Linked DNA regions of Homo sapiens: region 1 is linked to region 2. The links are chromatin loops, found by intact Hi-C in ENCODE. Cell type or tissue: breast epithelium. All regions are shown on one strand. Each heading gives the region's core, and the rest is flanking DNA. Links, peaks and the distances in the headings are about the cores only. Region 1 has its middle 19 kb from the start of ZNF689. Region 2 overlaps LOC124903677 (a long non-coding RNA gene).

Region 1 (2,801 bases), core at 8-2,507, 84 kb after region 2:
GGCCTGGCCAACATGGTGAAACCCCGTCTCTACTAAAAATACAAAAATTAGCCGGGCGTGGTGGCCGGCACCTGTAATCCCAGCTACTCAGGAGGCTGAGTTAGGAGAATTGCTCGAACCCGGGAGGTGGAGGTTGCAGTGAGCCGAGATCACACCACTGCACTCCAGCCTCGGTGACAGAGCAAGACTCCGTCTTAAAAAAAAAAAAAAAGAACTATTAACACTCAGAAATAAGTGCTGATGATAATGTGGAGAAATTGAAACTCTTGTGCACTGTTGATGGGAATGCAAAAATGGTGCAGCTATTGTGGAAAACAATATAGTAGTTTCTCAAAAAAGTAAAAGCAGAAACACAGAATTACGATATGATCTGGCAATTCCAGGTACTAGGCAAAAGAATTGAAAGTAGAGTCTCAGCCAGGCACGGTGGCTCATGCCTGTAATCCCATCATTTGGGAGGCCAAGATGGGCGGAGCACGAGGTCAGGAGATCGAGACCATCCTGGCTAACATGGTGAAACCCCGTCTCTACTAAAAATACAAAAAATTAGCCGATCGTGGTGGCGGGCGCCTATAGTCCCAGCTACTTGGGAGGCTGAGGCAAGAGAATGGCGTGAACCCGGGAGGCGGAGCTTGCAGTGAGCCGAGATCGCGCTACTGCACTCCAGCCTGAGAGACAGAGCGAGACTCTGTCTCAAAAAAAAAAAAAAAAAAAAAATTAGCTGGGCGTGGTGGTGCGCACCTGTAGTCCCAGCTACTCGGGAGACTGAGGCAGGAGAATCGCTTGAACCTGGGAGGTGGAGGTTGCAGTGAGCCGAAATCGGGCCACCGCACTCCAGCCTGGGCGACAGAGGGAAACTCCGTCTCAATAAAAAAAAGAAAAAAGAAAACGATTGTCTTTGCTTTACTCTTTCCTCGGTGCTTCTCCTCCACCCAAAGGAACAGATTGTCTTTTTACTCCTAGAGGCGTACAGCGGACCCTCATTCCATAATTCACCCCCTTTACAGGCTATGAGGCACAGGAAATGGAATAGGTTCATTCGTAGTTCAGAGGGAAGAGGTCAGGCCTTGGAATCAGAACCTCCTTTGAACCCTGGCTCCACCTGGCGGCAGCTGTTGGAAGTAAGCAAGTGAGGGGTTCATCTGTGAAGCTGGGATCATGCTACCTATTTCACAGAAATGTCATGTGAGATTTAAATGCATTACCTGTGTCAAGTATGGGGTCTATGGTAGGCAGTTATTTCCAAAGGGTTATCTGAGGGAGATAGAGCTTGGCCAACAAGAAGGCTGCTTCCTAGTATGTTCTGCTATCTCTAAGCAGTGAGACACACTACAGTATACATTCTTGGAGAAGCCTTGAAGGTTGATGATCATGTTCTTGGGATGCAGCGGCCGTGGTGACCAACATAATAAGCCTCAGCATTCGCATTGTAATTGAGCTCATTCAAGCAAAGCTATCTTCAGTAGGGACTGTCCCGTCTAGAGAGCATGCACATTTTCATTTTACCCGTCCTCAAACTGATCCTTTCCTCATTATAATAGTAAAAACACACCCCTGGGTGGAGATTTAAGATGCTGAATGACGAGGAATGAACAAGCATGTACAGCTACTGTGCATGTGCACCCAGAGGACCACCCAGAACAAGCTTACTAGTGACACCTCTTCCCATCCCCTTATGAATAATCGTGTAAGACTCCCATAAAGGGACTCTTCCTAGTGTCAGTCTTTGCTGTCTCATCCTTACCAGCAGCCCGCCCAGAATCCTCACGCTCTCAGGATGTCCTGTCTATTCTGCACCTAACTTTTTTTTTTCTTTGAGACAGAGTCTCGCTCTGTCACCCAGGCTGGAGTGCAGAGATGCGATCTCACCTCACTACAACCTCCGCATCCCGGGCTCAAGCAATCCTCCCACCTCAGCCTCCCGAGTATCTGGGACTACAGGTGTGTGCCACCACACACAGCTAATTTTTCTATTCTTAGTAGAAACGGGTTGCCCAGGCTGTGGCATCTAACTTACAAAATATTTTTTCTTTTGCAATAAATTACTATATGCTACACTTTTTTTGTTGTGTCTCTTGTCTAAATTCTTTTAAACCAAGAAGAACAGATATCACAACAGCCATCAATAGAAGTACAGTCAGCTTCAGTGTTCCATTCCTTGGCTATTAGGGTATCTCCCATTTCCATCACTCTCTCAGGCTGATTCATTTAGACTTCTAGAAGATATTACCCTCAATCTGGATAAAAAAACTGAGATCCCAACTCGTGCTACTGTGTGTGTGTGTGTGCGTGCATGTGTGTGTGTGAGAGAGAGAGACAGAGACAGACACAGGGTCTCACTCCATCGCTAGGCTGCAGTGTAGTGGTGCAATCACAGTTCACTGCAGCCTCGACTTCCTAGGGTCAAGTGATCCTCCCACCTCAGCCTACCAAGGAGCTAGGACTACAGGCATGCACCACCATGCCCGGCTAATTTTTGCATTTTTTGTAGGGACCTGGTTTCATCATGTTGCCCAGGCTGGTCTCGAACTTCAGGGCTCAAGTGATCCTCCTGCCTCAGCCTCCCAATCCCTGGGATTAAGGCATGAGCCACCGTGCCCGGCCCATTCTAATCTTTTTAAATGACTGGCACAGGAAACACTGATCTTCACCTTGGAGGGATTCCAGGCATGGACTGACCTTCACAACTCTCCCACTCCAACCAAAAGCAATGTACCTAAAGCTTCAAACACTTAAAGTCATCTTTGGGCCCCTTTCCAAAGAGCTTATGTTTCCTTGAGAATTCCCATTTACAAAGCAAA
Region 2 (2,801 bases), core at 68-2,567:
ATTGCATTGTATATTGTGGAGAGGAGGGATAGAGGAGGTTCCTGGAGGTAGGGGTTTAGCTTCAATTACTCGGCCAAGGAAAACAACTGCATACCCAGCAATTTTGGGGGAGCCAGTGGGTACGGAAGAGGAGCTATCTATAAATAGCTGGTCATTGGGGTTGGTGAGAGGCTGGGAGGAAATGTTTAGAAAGTGTGGCTGCAGGTGATCTAGGATGTTAGTATAAGAATGAGTAGAAGGGGAAGAAGATACAGGGAGTAAGGATGCTGGGTTGAGGGGAGCACTTTTGAAAAGACTGAATTTGGGATTTTCGATAAAGAAGGCATGGAGTAAGCCGGGCGCGGTGGTTGACGCCTGTAATCCTAGCACTTTGGGAGGCTGAGGCGGGTGGATCACCTGAGGTCAAGAGTTCGGGACCAGCCTGGCCAACATGGTGAAACCCCCTCTCTACTAAAAATACAAAAATTAGCCAGGCGTGGTGGCACACGCCTGTAATCCCAGCTATGCAAGACACTGAGGCAAGAGCGAAACTCCATCTCAAAAAAAAAAAAAAAAAAGGCATGGAGTGATTGAATCCATGAAGGAGAAAGGGAGCCTAATGCTCAGGAGGAGAGGAGATCTTGTAGATTATGAGGACTGCAGACGGTGGTATTCTGGCTGAAAGTTAGTTTCCTGCTTTTTAGAGCTAAAATGGCCACCACTGCTAGTGCTTTAAGGCAGGTTGGCCACCCTTTGACTGTGTCATCTAGTTGTTTAGAGAGGTAAGTTACAGGGGCAAAAGAAGGAGGATTTTTTTCCTGTTGTCCTAAGACATCGAGGGTTATTCCTCAGTTTTTGGAAGTATGGAGAGTGAAAGGTTGGGAGATAATAGGTAAGGACAGAGTTGGTGCAGTGACGAGCGGTTTTGAGTTTGTAGAAGCTGGGGAGTATGTTATGTGAGGGTTTTAGGGGTTCATCGAGAGGGTGTTTGGCCGCTTTATAGAGGGGGCAAGCTAGGAGGGTAAAGTTGAGAATCCATATTCTAAAGAAGCCTGCTAACCCTGGGAAGGAAAGGATTTCTCGTTTGGAAGAGCGCGGGGGGTAGATTATTAATGCTGCTCAGGCTGGGGTCACAGTCCAGGCCCCAGGGGAAGTTGAATTTCTAAGTAGGTTACCATGGAGGTGGAGAATAGTGTGGAGTTTTGAAAAGGGTATCTCTGCCCAGGAGCGGAGTTGGACATGAGGGCAGGACTAAGGAAGAGTGAGTGAAGGAAAAACTGTGCAGGGAGCAGAAGAGTGGAGGGGTGGCTCGGGGTTTGGTGACTTGTCCATCAATTCCTACAACAGAGACCTGGGAGGACTGGGTGGGTCCTGAAAAATTAGGTAAAGCAGAGTAGTTTGTCCCGGTATTAATTTAAAAAATATATATACTGGCCCATTTGCCACCATTAGGGTTATTTTGGCTTGAATGAAGAGATGGTAGTTGCTGGGGGCGTTCATTCCAGGGCACCGTCAAGTCTTCAGTGGCAAGGCCGATGAAATCCGAGTAGGAGGTTTTGGCTGGCTCAGGAGGGGATGGGGGCAGTCCTTGCTGGGGCCACTCACAGTCTGACTTCCAGTGGGGTCCTCCACAGAGGGGGCATGGCCTGGTGGGCTTTCCTGGGTTTGGGCATTGTCTGGACCAGTGGCCTTTATTGCCACACTTGGAACAGGTGCCAGGTGGAAGTGAATTGTTAGGAGGCTTCCATGTGGAGCTGCGGTCCCGTGGGCCTGCAGGGCCTCTAATGGCAAAGGCAAGCATTTGAAACTTTGCCTGTTTTTGCCTTTTATTTTCCTCATTATGATTGTTAAAGATTTTGAAGGCTAAATTAAGAAGGTCTCATTGTGGGGTTTGAGGGCCATTGTCAAGCTTCTGAAACTTGCATCAAATATTGGGAGTGGATTGGGAGATGAACTGAAGGTTTAAAATATTGGGAGACAAACTGAAGGTTTAAAATAGTGTTTCTTTTTGGGCTGGCTGGGTCTGGGTTGGTATATTTTCTCATGGCTTCAGTTAAATCAGAGAGAAAAAGGGCTGGGTTTTCGTTAGGAACCTTGGGTGATTTCTGAAAGTTTTTTATAGTTTACCGCTTTATAGGCAAACTTTTGGAGTCCTGTAAAGAGACATACAATCATGTGGTCTCAATGGTGGCGTCCAGAGGCCCCGTCTTGATAATCCTAGGGTGGTCCTGGTTGGGGACTGCCTTTGCACCAGTAGGCTGGGCAGGAGCCTGGTGATGAATGGTATCAGCATGTGCCTGATCTAGGGTCCAGTTATGGTCTCGGTCTTCTGGGGTGAGGGTAGAAGAGAGGATGATGTAGGGGTTATGCTAGGTTAGTTCATAAGACTGGGTAAGGTACTGAAACTTCCTAATATAAGAGGTAGGGTCTTCTGGAAATGAACCAAGTCTTTTGTTAATTACAGAGAGATCAGTGAGGGAGAAGGGAACATAAACTCTAACAATACTTTCAGCTCCTGCTGCTTCCTGAAGGGGAAGTAAGGGAGCTGGTTGCTGAACATGTTGGGCCCAAGAGCGGGTGAGGGGTGGAGACGGAGAGGAACCAGAGTCAGAAGCGGGGTGGTTTGAGAGACGGGGAGAAGGGTAGAGCTGGAACGGGGACATACAGTGGAGGATTAGGATGCTCCTGTGGAGGATCGTGATGCTGTCGGGGAGGGGGAAAATTGGCAGAGTCAAAGGAAGAGGAATCGTCCTAAGCTGGGGCTGTGGGGAGGAGGATAGGAGGCGAGTCAGATTTGGAGCGGACAAGGAGGATTTAGAAAG

Evidence for each region. Hi-C counts contacts between places; a loop is a spot of excess contacts. Peaks named below come from ENCODE experiments on the same cell type or tissue, not always from the same donor. Only the 100,000 strongest peaks of a DNase experiment are listed, where the experiment ranks them.
Region 1: a loop joins it to region 2, with 3 times the contacts of the local background. A loop is called at or near these places in 24 of 110 quality-filtered maps.

The regions. Positions count from the first base shown.
Region 1 is chr16:30,627,837-30,630,637 of GRCh38, forward strand. No RefSeq gene overlaps it. Among named protein-coding and RNA genes, the nearest start is that of ZNF689, 19 kb to the left of the region's middle. In breast epithelium, for the core only: a CTCF peak has its summit at 1,113 (motif pointing left); a DNase peak (open chromatin) is centred at 1,105; H3K4me3 peaks cover 491 bases; H3K27ac peaks cover 463 bases.
Region 2 is chr16:30,543,770-30,546,570 of GRCh38, forward strand. The region is part of intron 1 of LOC124903677 (a long non-coding RNA gene); the gene reads right to left. Among named protein-coding and RNA genes, the nearest start is that of ZNF747-DT, 10 kb to the left of the region's middle. In breast epithelium, for the core only: no CTCF peak of the experiment used is centred there; no DNase peak of the experiment used is centred there.